Linked DNA regions of Homo sapiens: region 2 is linked to region 1. The links are chromatin contacts, found by Hi-C in ENCODE. All regions are on one chromosome and are shown on one strand. Each heading gives the region's core, a stretch centred on a gene start or an enhancer-like site at or near the end of the contact. The rest is flanking DNA. Distances are from core to core; before and after follow the strand shown. Region 1 holds the start of RFC3 (replication factor C subunit 3). Region 2 holds the start of FRY-AS1 (FRY antisense RNA 1).

Region 1 (6,602 bases), core at 4,072-6,571:
CAATCCCTCTCAGACAATTGGCACAGTGTTATAGTCACACACCAACCTATGGCATGGATGTTGCAAAGCTGGTCATACTGATGGACATTTTGTTTTCTGAACTCAAACAATTCCACAATTAATATCTCTGTACATATGTTGCATATACTGCTTTCATTTCTATGTAAGAGATTCCCAGTTTTCTGGATTGAAGGGAATGTGTTTTCTAACTTTAATATAATACATGTGTGTGTATGTGTGTATGTATTGACCAGTCTGCTTCATAAAACAGTTTAACAATTCACTTTTCCACTGGCAACACTCTTCCCCAACATTCCCCATCTACAGTAGGTTTTATCATGCCTTTCAATTTTTCAGTTTGGTGAGTATATAATAGACTCACACTGCTTGACTATCACAAAGGTCAAACATCCTTACATGTGTTTAATGCCTCTTATATTTTTCTCCTGTGACTATTTGTTACAGAAGAATCTATTTTTCAGTTTTCTACCAGATTGTCTTTCTGTTGCCAATTTGTAAAAATCTCTTATTTACACAGTCCTTTCAAATTTTTGTGACAATCTTTTTCTATTGATTTTATGTATAATTTCTGTCATAGCAATTTTTCAAATTCATATATCCAGGTATCTACTTTTCTTCTATAGTTTCCATGTTTTCCTACAAAAGGTTTTATTGACCCAGGAGCAATTCATATAGTCTAAAAAATTTTAATCGAAGATATTTAGTGTTTCATTTTAAGTCTTTAATTCATCTGGAATTTATCTCTATAAATTGTATGTCATAGGGACTCAACTTCGTTTTCTCTGGATAGATAACTAGCTATGATGACACACTGCTGGCTTATCCTCTTCCACTGATTTGAAATAGCACCTCTATCACATTTCTAAGCTCTCTTTCCAGTTTCACTTGTCTAATTCTCTATTTTCATGCCAATATAATACTGTTTTATTTACAATAGACATACAATATGATTTACTACACATTAACACAAGCCCTACTTCACTAATCTTTTTTCATAATTACTTTAGCTAGTCTCAGAAATGTACCGTTCCATATGGACGGACTTTAAGATCATTTCATACAATTGTAACAACCACTTGAATTTTAATTAGAATTTCATAGAAATTTATAGTGTCACCTGGGGCAAACAGATAATTTAAAATATTAAGCCACCCATCTGGGAAGATGCTGCAACATTCCATTTGACTGGCTGTTTATTGTCCCTCTATAAGATATTAGTTTCTTCTGACACATCCACACCATTTTTGTTAAATTTGTCCCTATATATTTATACGAATTTCCACAACATACAACCAGCATCTCAAACTCAATGTATCTAAATATATGCTAATCAACATTAGCCTAAAACCCAGTTACCTTCCTGAAGATTCTGTTTATAGCACTACCATCCACACTCAGCATATGATTTTTTCAATGCCTAATATGTAAAGACATTTTACCAGAAGATATGAAGGATATGAAAATGAATATATGTTCTCGACATACAGTCAAAACAAATACAATCTTTTCAAAGTAAAAGATGTATAAACTACTACAACCAAAGCAAAACAAAATAAGTACTATTAAAAGTACAAACTACAAGTTGTAGAAGAAAAGTTAATTCTAATGGGGTATGAAAAGGAAGGATACATTTCAGCTAGATCTTAAACATCATCCATAATGGAAGAGCATAAGAATGTGCTACACGGTATGCAGCTGGACATCTTGGCAAGGGCAAGATCACAGAAAGCCTCTCAACTTCCCAGAGTTGCAGGCCTCCTTTCCCAGTCAGTCAGTTGCCCACTCTTTACCAAGTCACTTGATACCATGTTTAACATTTTTCTCAAAATCATTCTCTTTCTTTCCATCCCCACTACTGCTCTCAGAAAAATGAAGTCTGGAAACCTGAGTTCTAATTTCAGCTAAGACATTGTCTTATTAGGTAATCTGAAATTAATCTCACCCTCTACATTTTACCCCAAACCCTCTGTTGCTCTTATTTCCTATCTAACATAAATGGCTTTGCTCTGGTTATAACAGATCCATATCAGTAGCTCTCAAATCCTGTGCCCCAAGACTACCTGTGGAATTCTTATTTAAATCATACATTAGGAAGCAACTGAGTTGGGGGGACATACATGACCAAGACTGAAAGTCCCCGCTATAAATTACTTTCAGGGCCTCAAAGTGAAATGCTTACTGTGATGGTCTGATGTTCAATTCTCAATTTTTCCACTCCAACACCATAAAGTTCACGTAGAATACACATAATTCTTGTCTTTTTTCCAGCACCTGATGGTCCGTACACTAACAGATGAGGAAAGTCACCACACTGCACCTGAAAAAAAAGAACAAGGCATTTTTCCCTAGTCAAACTGAACTGCTCTAGGTAGAACCAAACTACTTTTTAAGTAACAAATATTTTATGTGTCTACCCATGAAACTCCCAGTTCATGAGTAGATACACCCAATTTTTTATATATGTGTAAAACTTGGAGTTTCATGGGTAGATACACAAAATATTGTGTATCTTTTATATATATATATATATATATAAATATATATATGCTGAAAAGTTTACTATTCGCCTGACACTAATTTTGTATAACTTATATACGTGACAGCACATGCAAGATACAAAACTAAATGCTAGAAAGCGGGAACTCCCAAACCTGACTATCAGAATCTCCTAGAAAACTTTTTAAAATAAAGGACTGACTAATGAACAGACCCTATCATCCATGAGATTAGGATTCTGTAACTCTGAGATTCAGGCCTTTCTTACTTCGGACTATTAGAAACAGTCCCTGTGATAACAATTCAGTGCATTTGGTTTCTTTGGGAGGTTACTTGTGAGATAAAGGAAAACTTCATAGGAGAGTGGGGATGCGAAACAGGGAAAGGAAGGCAGCCAGTAAGAGTGTGTTGTCAAGTTGAATGGCTCTAGGTATCTGTGTTTGATCCTGCTAGGGAAACTCTTAAAGCCAACATAAACACCCACCAGAGTGTTAACCCACCCAAAGGGTGGGGAAGCTGCCGTATGATTATCTCTGATGAGTTCTTTCTTGAAGCCTGCTTAGAAAAGTGGATGGGGGAAAAGAAAGAGCATTAATTCCAGGCATTTCAAATCTACTATGGGTGTCACAGAGAGAAAAGCCCTCAGGCAAAGTACAGATGTACAAAGTTAGAAGTCAGAAGTCAGTCTGTGTGCACTTAAAAGCAAGAGGACTGGGTAGGGCACTAACAGTATCTGCTGATGATGAGTTTTGCAAAAGCTTTTCGGGTGTTTCTGATGATCAGTCTGGTTTGGGAACCAGTGCTATGAAGGCTATAAAGATGAGTGGGTGACAGACCTTAGCCTCGGGAGCATAAAGTCTTGTAAGGTGAAGTTCTGTAAATAACCATTATTGAAAAAATGGAATACGTATCTTAAGAGAAGCGCTTATTGCAATGAATTTTAATACTTTGTAAACTCATCCATCTCTGTCACTAAAAAGTCCCAAGGAAAAGAACTATTCAATCTAATATACTGCCTGGAAAATGGCAAGTGTCCCACAGACACTTACTGCCTTGTTTTTTCAACTTCAATCTAATCAAAAATAAGGGTTATGCTTTAAATGTTTCATAGTTTGATTAAGCTGCAAATAAAAGAGTAAACAGGTGAACATTTCTTAAAAGCAAATTTAACACATAAGACCATTATATTAAATTCATGTCCAAAATATACATTCCAAATTCTGTACAACAAAATGTGGCCACAGAAAATAAAATGTATTCTATCACTAGGAAAACTGAAGACAAAGCTATTGACGGAAAATGTAATTTGTCTATAAATGATGGATACTGCAGTAATCAATTTATTTTAAATTAGTATACATGCAGTATCAATAAAGAGACCAAAAAAAAACCTTCAATGTCACAACACTATCAACTAGTCTAATGATTTTTACGTGTACAATCTTTTCTTATTATTTCTTATTTTTAAGACGCACTTAATTAAATAGTATCTGTAAATCTAAGAAAGGTCGGAAGGGAAAACCAGGGTATTGGGCAAAAACGTTTCCATCAGCATCATATATTAATTTGAGTTCCTTAAAAGGAGTGGATAAATGTCTTCCACAGACACTTTATTCTCCTAAAGATCCTTCTTTACTCTCTACTCCCTGGAAGATTCAGTTCGTTCTCACAAAATATTGCCATTGGGCACTTTTATCAACTACAACAGACAAAGAGGCATCAGGATAGAGGGGAGAGGATCTTTCACAAAGCTCTAATCTCAGCCACGCACGGTGGCCCACGCCTGTAATCCCAGCACTTTGGGAGGCCGAGGCAGGCGGATCACCTGAGGTCAGGAGTTCGAGACCAGCCTGGCCAACGTGGTGAAACCCCGTCTCTACTGAAAAATACAAAAATTAGCTGTGCGTGGTGGCGGGCGCCTGTAATCCCAGCTACTCGGGAGGCTGAGGCAGGAGAATCGCTTGAACCCGTGAGGCGGAGGTTGCAGTGAGCCGAGACCGCGCCATTGCATTCCAGCCTGGGCGACAACAGCTAAACTCCGTCTCAAAAAAAAAAAAAAAAAAAAAAAAAACTAATCTCAGGAACGTCCTAATACAATTTATTTGAGAATTAGAAACGATCTTTGGAGTAAATACATATTTACAACACTTTACTTGTAAATGACAATGACATCGAGAAATCTTAAGCCAGCTAGAAAGTAAATCACATGGTGTCATCTCCGCTCAAAATGCTCCAACGGCTTCTCGTCTTATTCTGAGACTGACTGGGTCTGCACTCCAACTCCATCCCAACACATACACCCATCTCCGATTACCCTTCCCGCTGGTTCACCACTATCGGCTACGCCGGCCTCCTGAGGTTCTTAGAACATGCCGTGCACATCCCTGCCCGGGAATTTTGCACTTGCTGTCCCCTCTTACCTGTTCCACTCTTTGCTCGGATTTCTGTATTTATGACTTTTCAATTTCCTTCAAGTCTCGGCTCAGATGCCACTTCTCAGTGGAGCTTTTCTTGTTTAAAAATACAAGCCAGCCTCCCACACCTCTTCCCCCTTCCCTGTGTTATTTTTCTCCATAGCACTTATCACCTTCCAATGCGGGCGGGAGAAGCACTGCTCCTCAGGGGGGCGCGAAACCCCGAGCCGGGGGGCCTCCCCTCTCCCACGCTCCCGGCCCCCGCAGACTCACCAGGTTCCGCAGCTGGGCCGCCTGCTCCTTGTGATAGTCCAGCCGTCCCAAGGAGCAGGGCCGATACTTGTCCACCCAGAGGCTCATGGCAGCTCGAGTTCCCGGGGGCCTACGCTTGAAAATCCCGCGCGAGCGCGCGTCCTCCCCACAACGCAGAGACAAGTTTTCCCGCGAGCTCCAAATCTCGTGACGTCACTACCGGTCGCGGCCGCGTAAATGATTTTGGACGGAAAGGCTACGGGGGCCGTGTGCAGACAAAATCAGCTGCCGCGTCGATGCCCTCTAGTTCTGAAGTTCACTGCTTTATTTATTTTCTCTTTGTTCGCACCGTCTATTATATTCTAGAAATTATCAAGCGGAATTGAAAATGTGGTTCTGACCCTTTTGGCGTCACATCCAGATACCTCAGAGAAGACCGTTCCTTTCATTTATTCATTCTTTCATTCACTTAATTCATTCAACAAAAATTTACTAAATATCTGCTAGGTGTGGAACTCTGTCCTCGGCACTAGAATATATACATCTCAGGGTTTCACTCACTTGGCAGGTACCCAGTAAAGCTTCATTGGATGAATCGCTTGAAAATGTCTGATCTTCACTATCCTTTGTTACCTCTATTCCTCAATATTCTTATTGGATTAGAAACAAAAGAATCAAGAGCATGGAAAAACTACCCAAATGTGGTCTGTAGGGGAGAAGACACGAGGTTAATATGCATTCTAAGTCTAGAATATTTGAAAGCCCTCCAATTAAAATGTGTAGAAGCATCTGAACCCCTCAGAAAAATATTCTGCATATGAAGTTGATATGCAACTTTTGAAGTTCTCTTCAAATAGTGCCTCTCAAAATGCACTTTACTCATTGTACATAATATTAATTCCTTATTTAATTTATGCTTTTATTTTATGTATTATTAAGAACCCTAAGTCCTGCCATTTGATTGCAAGGTCTTACAGGCAGGAAATGATTTCCAAATATACTTAATAACCTTTCACCAAGGTGCCTCTTACTCATTTATTAATCAATAATTTATCATGTTCTTCTATGAATCGTCATATTACATGAATTACTCCTGCAGGTAAGGTATTATCCACACCACCAAGTATAAGATTTAATCCCTGTTCTCGAGAAACTTTCTATAATAAGCCTGGAAGGCTTCTGCCTCAGGGCCTTTGCAATTACTGTTTCCTCTTCCTGGACTATGTTTCTCCAGTCAGCAGAGTTGGGTCCCTCATTTCCTTCAGGATGTTGGCTCAAGTATTATCTCCTCACTGAGGCTTCCCTGACCACCCTATTTAATATTGCAAAAAAGCTTCATCTTCTTTATGCTTCTCTCCTTTGGAATTGAAATGGAGGAAGTGTTTGAAATGAGAAGGTAAAGGAAATCAGAAGCAGGGA
Region 2 (6,365 bases), core at 2,975-5,474, 1.8 Mb after region 1:
GACATTTCACAATGCACACCAACACCTTCCTACTGCAAAGAGATTGTTCAGTTCCCCAGAGCAGTTCATTTGTCAATGAAATTCTAAATATGCGAAAGAGTTAATGGGCATTCAAAAGTTTCCCTCGATGGTGTAGCAAGATTTGCCATATGTTATAGGAAGGATTCACACTGCCCTGGAAAGAGCAAGGTGTTGAACAGATTCTGAATGTACCTTCATTCATTGGGCCCTGTGTGTTCATCAGGCATCCTGGGGTGGACAGAGACACAAGGACGCCCTTTAGAGCTTTCAGATTAGTGTGGGGGCTCACACACCAGCTCTGTGAAATGGTATACAGCAAGCCCTTCTCTCCTGGAAAATAGCTTGAACTATCCACTTTAAACTTGTTCTCTAGCAAACCTAAGAGGCCAAAGTGACTTTCTGCCACTAAGAAAATTCCCAGACCAACTCCCAAGCTGCTAGAAAGTATGCACTTAGGGTAAGTGGGATATTTTAATAGTAAGTGAGGTAGAAAGTTAAAGTAGTCAAGGGGTAAAGTTAAAAATGTAAATCTGGGAGAAAAAAAACCAGCCCAAAATAACCAACTAATTTTGACATTTATTTATGTAGTTCTCTTCTCTAGAGTGTAGCAAGTGTTGATTACTCATAAAATAACCCACTTTGGATGCCAAGGCTAAGGGAAGACATGGTCTACATCCGATTTGAAGTGGATTTAGAAGGGAGGAGGGCATTAGAATACATGAATATTATTTTAATGCTTATTGGGCATTTACAATGTGCTAGGTATTGTGCTAAGTGCTTTACATCTTAATACCTCATTTACTCCTATGAGGTACCCATTATTTTTGCGTACATTTTACAGATGAGGAAACTGAGAGTGATTACTTAACTGTCCGAAGCCATGCAAGTGCAGGAGCAAGAGATCTGAAGCCCATTTGGCCCTGCCATTTTTACATTCTAGGTAAGCGAGGCCTTATTAGGAGACTGATGGGTGTACAGGCATGAATTTGGGAGCATGTTAGTTAAATACAGAGGAGAGTGAGTAGATTAAGCTTGGTTGGCTGGAGCAGAAAAACATGAGAGAGGATGAACGAGGAGCTCAAAGAGGGTCCTGAGTGGCTACCACTGACACTCAGAGGCAAAAGGGAGCTGGGGAGCAGCCTTTGACTGTGAGGACACCACTGGAGCATTCCAGGTTAAACTGAGAAGGGCATGTGGAGGCTGTGGCCATGATTAACAAGGGGCCGCAGCCGTGAGAACCACTAGACAGCTGGGGAAAGGCTGGATAAGAGCAGGGAAGAGCAACAGGACAGACATCCAAGGGGACAGGAAAGCCTCCATATTCAGGTCTACATAGGACATTTTATTTCCAGACATCAAGGCCATTTTAATTCCCACCTCCATTCAAATCAAAGGGCAGCATGACAGAGTAGACGTGCCGATAAAGAGGAGAACACCAAAATGAACATCGAATGAAAGCTAGTACATCTCACTAGCCAGCGACTGATCTATTTATTGGCCTGTGAATTCTTTGGAGGGGACTAATATATATATAATTACATTTTCCCCACAATGTGCCATTTAAAAAAATATGGAAAGCTTTACCTGGAAACGCTTATGGAATTACCTTTCTTCTAACACCTTGCAAAACAGCCAGTCATAGTTATAGAGTTTGTTTTATTGCTTTTTAATTACTGCACTTTTGTAAATAAGCACCACCATATAATTAAGAGGCTGAGTCTCCATTCAGGTATGTGGGCAGACATCCTCACCTCTCAAACTTGTGAGGCCAGGCATGCGCGTGCAGGTGCATGCAGGTGCAATTAGCCGCTTGCCTCATGGTGCATCCTCTCAGCCAAGGTTACACTGAGTATGTTGAGCCTTAGGGCTTCTGTTTCTACTTTGCCTTCTACACAGACAAATTCCTTTCTCTCTTTGCTGCTCAAAATATGTAAAACTTAGCAATGAGAACTATGCTAGATTGTAAGCAGGTTAGTGTTGTAACAAGCTTAAAGAAGATAAACAAAGTATATTTCCTCTTCCTCTTTCAAGAAAGGACTGAAAAACATTCTCCCCCTCAAAAGAATGCTGGAAAGCCACCAACTTCACTACTCTGAAATAAAAAAATTAATATAGTGGGCAGGGACTGTGTCTTATTCACCTTGTGTAGCCCCACAGCCTGGCACATAGTAGGTATTCAATAAATATTTGCTGAATGAATTGGAAGAATTCAAAATTGTATCACAGATATTCTCAAAGTAGAAATGAACAGTCATTTTGAATCATTTCCTGAAGTATGTATGTGGGGAGAGGAGTTTAGGAAGGGTGGAGAGAATATATACTTTATCTAGAGTGATTTGAAAATAGACAAGGGGAGAGAAATTTTTAAAAGAAATCCCATTGGCCTCAGTATTGTCACAACATAATTTTCTATTTAATGATGCAATGACAAAAATTGATGGAAGAAAACAGTCTGGTCTTGGAATAATCAAATATGTTTAAAAACCACGTACTGATGTCAACTCAAAAGTGAGTTTTTTCAGTTATTGGAAAACTGCTCCATAAAGAACACTGTATGTCAAATTCTTTTCATTAATCAAAGAGCAGATAGACAAAGGAAGATTCATCCTTGAGTGTAAAGTATTATAAAAATAATGAGTCCAAGTTAAATGATTTATAGCTATGACAAGTAAAGAATGCTGTTTGGGCAACAGTATTACTCCCAAATGGCTTCCCACTTGTAGAAAAACAGCTTCAGACAAGCCCCATAGTGTATACAGTGGTGCAAAATGACCTGGAAAAAATGGTTTCTATGGATATCATTTAGAGATGCACATCCCTGAATACCTTAAGGCTGAAGGTACTTTAGCTCTTTTCCTCAAAGCAATTGCAGCACAGGTTCTCCTGCCCAGGTTTTGTTTATATAAGAACAATCTTGGCCACAGGTCATTTGTGTAGGAGACAATTAATCACTAGCTCTTTGAGCACAGGTAGGTTAATCAGTATGCACATAATACAATATTAAAATTTTCACGGGGAAAAAATTTTTTTATTTAAAACAATAAAGCATCAGTAATACCTGCTGATCTTTTATCCAAAGCAAGTACAAAGGCTGTTAGTGAAATAGAGAAGACTTTCTTTTTAAACAGTTCGGAAAATACAAGGCATCATTGATCACCTGAAGGCCTCATTTTAATTTGATTCCAGATCCACGGCAGCTTAGAGGTTGTCTTTTTGAAATAGCGTATTGCTAAAATCCTTATGTAGGTCAGAAATGGAACTTCAGGAGCCATCATATTCTGCTATCCTAATAAATAATTAGGGTCAGAACCTCACTTGTTTATGTTTCAAAAAAGCACAATATTTGGACTATAGCAAACATCAGGATTTTTAAAAATTCAAATATTAAATGGCATTCAGAACATCATCCACATGGAAGAGGGAGAGATGAAATAAATCTGCAGATGCCTCTATATACAAAAAGGATGTCCTAGGTTTTGGACTATTAAATACTTTTCTTTCTTCAGACAATACCCTAAAAAAACAATTACAAAGTACTCTGAAACCCTGCCACACCCCTTTGATTAAATCACACTTCACAAAATATTTAGAGAAAGCCTGAACAAATCAAATAAACATCAAGGCAGGAAATGCAGCCAGGAATGCCTGATCCTGAGCTCCCCCAGAGTCTGAAGGGCTGCCTCACTTGAAAATTTAATCAAACACAATCTACTGTAATTCCATTGCAGCCTTTGCACTTAAGGAAAGCTAGTTCAGTCTCTGACATTTTGATTTTCACAGCAGATGGGAGCAAAAAAAGAAAGAAAGAAAGAAAGAAAAAGAAAGAAAGAAAGAAAGAAAGAGAAAAGAAAAGAAAAGAAAAAAAGAAAAACTTCCGCGGCTCACAAACATATGTGTCCAGTTGAGATTTTCTGTCTCCAGCCTTATGCAACATCCAGCAAACAAACAAACAAAAAGGTTATTTTCTATTACTCACTATTACTCCAGGATTTCAGTAAATATTTGATACTGATCTCAAAGAAGCCCGAATCCTGCTGGCTGGCCATGTCTGCGGCATACAAAGAGGCTGGGAGGACGGGCAGCGGCCGGGAGCAGGTACCGGGCGTGATGCGCCTGTCACAGGTTGTGATGTCAGCGCGGGGTCAGGCGCCCAGAGGCAGCTCTGCGGATCCACCTCCGGCTCCGGCCGGGAGTGCTCATCTAAAGGACACGGCGGAGCAGAGAGAGATGCTCGGCCGCTCCTCCTCCTCCGGGTCCAGGACTTGCTTCTTATTTGCTGGACGCTGATCTCCCTGCAGCCCTCGGAGGCGGCGGCCGCGCTGCTTTCATTTCGGGGCTGTCATCACCAGAAACGCCGGCTGCCGGCCGCCCACCAGCTCGGCTCCAGCCAGGTACGCAACCGAGGAAGACCCCACCTGAACTGGGATCGGCTTTCTTCTGGGAGGGAGGGTTTCTAGGCCGGCCTCCCTGACGCGGTGCAGGCAGCCTCCGGCCCACACGGCCGCCGCGGGGCTAAGGGATGGGCCGGGAGCGCCGCCCCCTGCCCCTGCCCACTGTCTCAACCTGAGCCGCGGCTCAGTCTCCGCCTAGGCTGCGGGAGGAATTTCCCAGCTTCTGCGGATCCTCTCTCTTCAGCAAGGCTTCCCGTGAGCGGCCCGGGTGTGCTCTGGCTGCTGCTTCCCCTTGTGTCTGTCCCTGAAATAAACACAACTGCAGCACGCTGCGGTAAGCAAAGCTGCAGCCTTGCATCTGGTTGCAGCGACGTTTTGAAAAACCCCATCCGTCAGCCTCGTTGCAGTAAAGAGACTCAACAAGAGGACGCTTGTCTGGGCTTTTTCTTCCCTGCCTTCCACACGCATGGTGGTATCTGCATTTTTACTTTTCCCTCCCAGAAATGCAGTCTTTTCAAGGGGCATCGGAGCCCGAACGTGTGCACTCTAAGGGGACAGTACACACTGCTTAGTTGGCTTGTTTTTGTAATGTCACACACTCCACAATGGATCTTATTCTCAAACCTCTCATTTCTAAGACTCACTAAGCCCAGTGAAGCTTATTTTATTTGTATGAAAAGGATAAGAAGCAAAAGCATTAGATTCCTTGCTCTACAATGGCTCTTGATTTCATGAATTCTTGATATCAGGTGTCCTGATTTTGGTTAGCTTTGTTTCACATTATCATTTAGCTTGACCAGGGGATTAAATAAGAGTATTATATTTTAATAATGACAGGTTATGTTGGAAGAGGTGGGATTTGGCCAACTATCTCATAAACCACAGGATCCTTCCCAAGTCCCAGTACATTCATGATTAATGTTGTCTAAAAAACAGAAAAAAGTAATAAACCATGTTAATAAGTATTTAACATAGCAAATGTTGGGCTAACTCCCCAAATCAACACACAAACAGGACTTCCTAGATTAACAGTTCATTTTAAAAATGGAAGGGAAAGACTACAATGTACTTTTATTGTTAGGACAAAGAATTTTTAAAATTCAACACTAAATAAAACTTCTAGAACTATGTTCTGAAAGGCCCTAAGATACTTCATCAATACAATTAGTTTTTCAAACTCATTACACTTACCCAAATGGCAAGCACTCAATCACTCAGATTTCCAACTCCACTTATACACTTTATTCTGATGAAATCTCTCACCAGATTGACTTCTTTTTAATTCATGTGCATACTAGAGTTGCTGAACTGATTTTATCACTTGTACTTTGAATGTATGGATTCTAGGTAAAATAAGACCCAAAGGTTTTACCTTGAAACAATTATTATATCTGAAAATAAATTTCATACCTACGCCCATCTGATGCTTGCCAAGACTCAGATGGCAGTGAATGAACAGGTAGGCTGCACAGTGCCCTGCGATTAACGATGGCATGGGCTCTCAAGGCAGGGCCCCATGTTCGCTCCTGGCACCAGCCCTTACTAGCTTTGAGCCCCAAAGTAAGCTATTAACTTTGCTAAGCCTTCGTTTCCTCATCTGTAAAATGGGGTTGTACCTTCTTCCTATAGTTGTTGGAAACAATAAATAACACTATGTATGAAAGGGGCTCAGCATAGTATCTTGCCCATAGTTAACACTTCATTAAATTTTAGCTACATTGATTTTTTTTTTTTTTTTTTTTTTGAGACAATCTCACTCTGTCGCCTGGGCTGGAATGCAGTGGTGCAATCTTGGCTCACTGCAACCTCTGCCTCCCGGGTTCAAGCGATTCTCCTGCCTCAGCCTTCTGAGTAGCTGGGGTGACAGGCATGCGCCACCATGCCCGGCTAATTTTTGTATTTTTAGTAGAAATAGGGTTTCACAGTGTTGGCTGGGGTGATCTTGAACTCCTG

What was found. Hi-C counts contacts between places; a loop is a spot of excess contacts on that map. Pooled maps may share reads with other maps.
Region 2: a loop to region 1 is called in a pooled map, with 3 times the contacts of the local background. The contact joins the promoter of FRY-AS1 here to the promoter of RFC3 in region 1. A Hi-C loop is called at or near these places in 4 of 50 pooled maps.

Annotation. Positions count from the first base shown.
Region 1 is chr13:33,816,868-33,823,469 of GRCh38, reverse strand. It overlaps RFC3 (replication factor C subunit 3), which reads right to left and starts at 5,321. Exons shown (of 9, transcript NM_002915.4): 1 at 5,205-5,321; 2 at 2,201-2,338. The coding sequence starts at 5,291.
Region 2 is chr13:32,029,498-32,035,862 of GRCh38, reverse strand. FRY-AS1 (FRY antisense RNA 1) reads left to right here and starts at 4,224. Exons shown (of 4, transcript NR_103839.1): 1 at 4,224-4,412. It overlaps FRY (FRY microtubule binding protein), which reads right to left and starts at 4,089. Exons shown (of 61, transcript NM_023037.3): 1 at 3,998-4,089. The coding sequence starts at 4,067.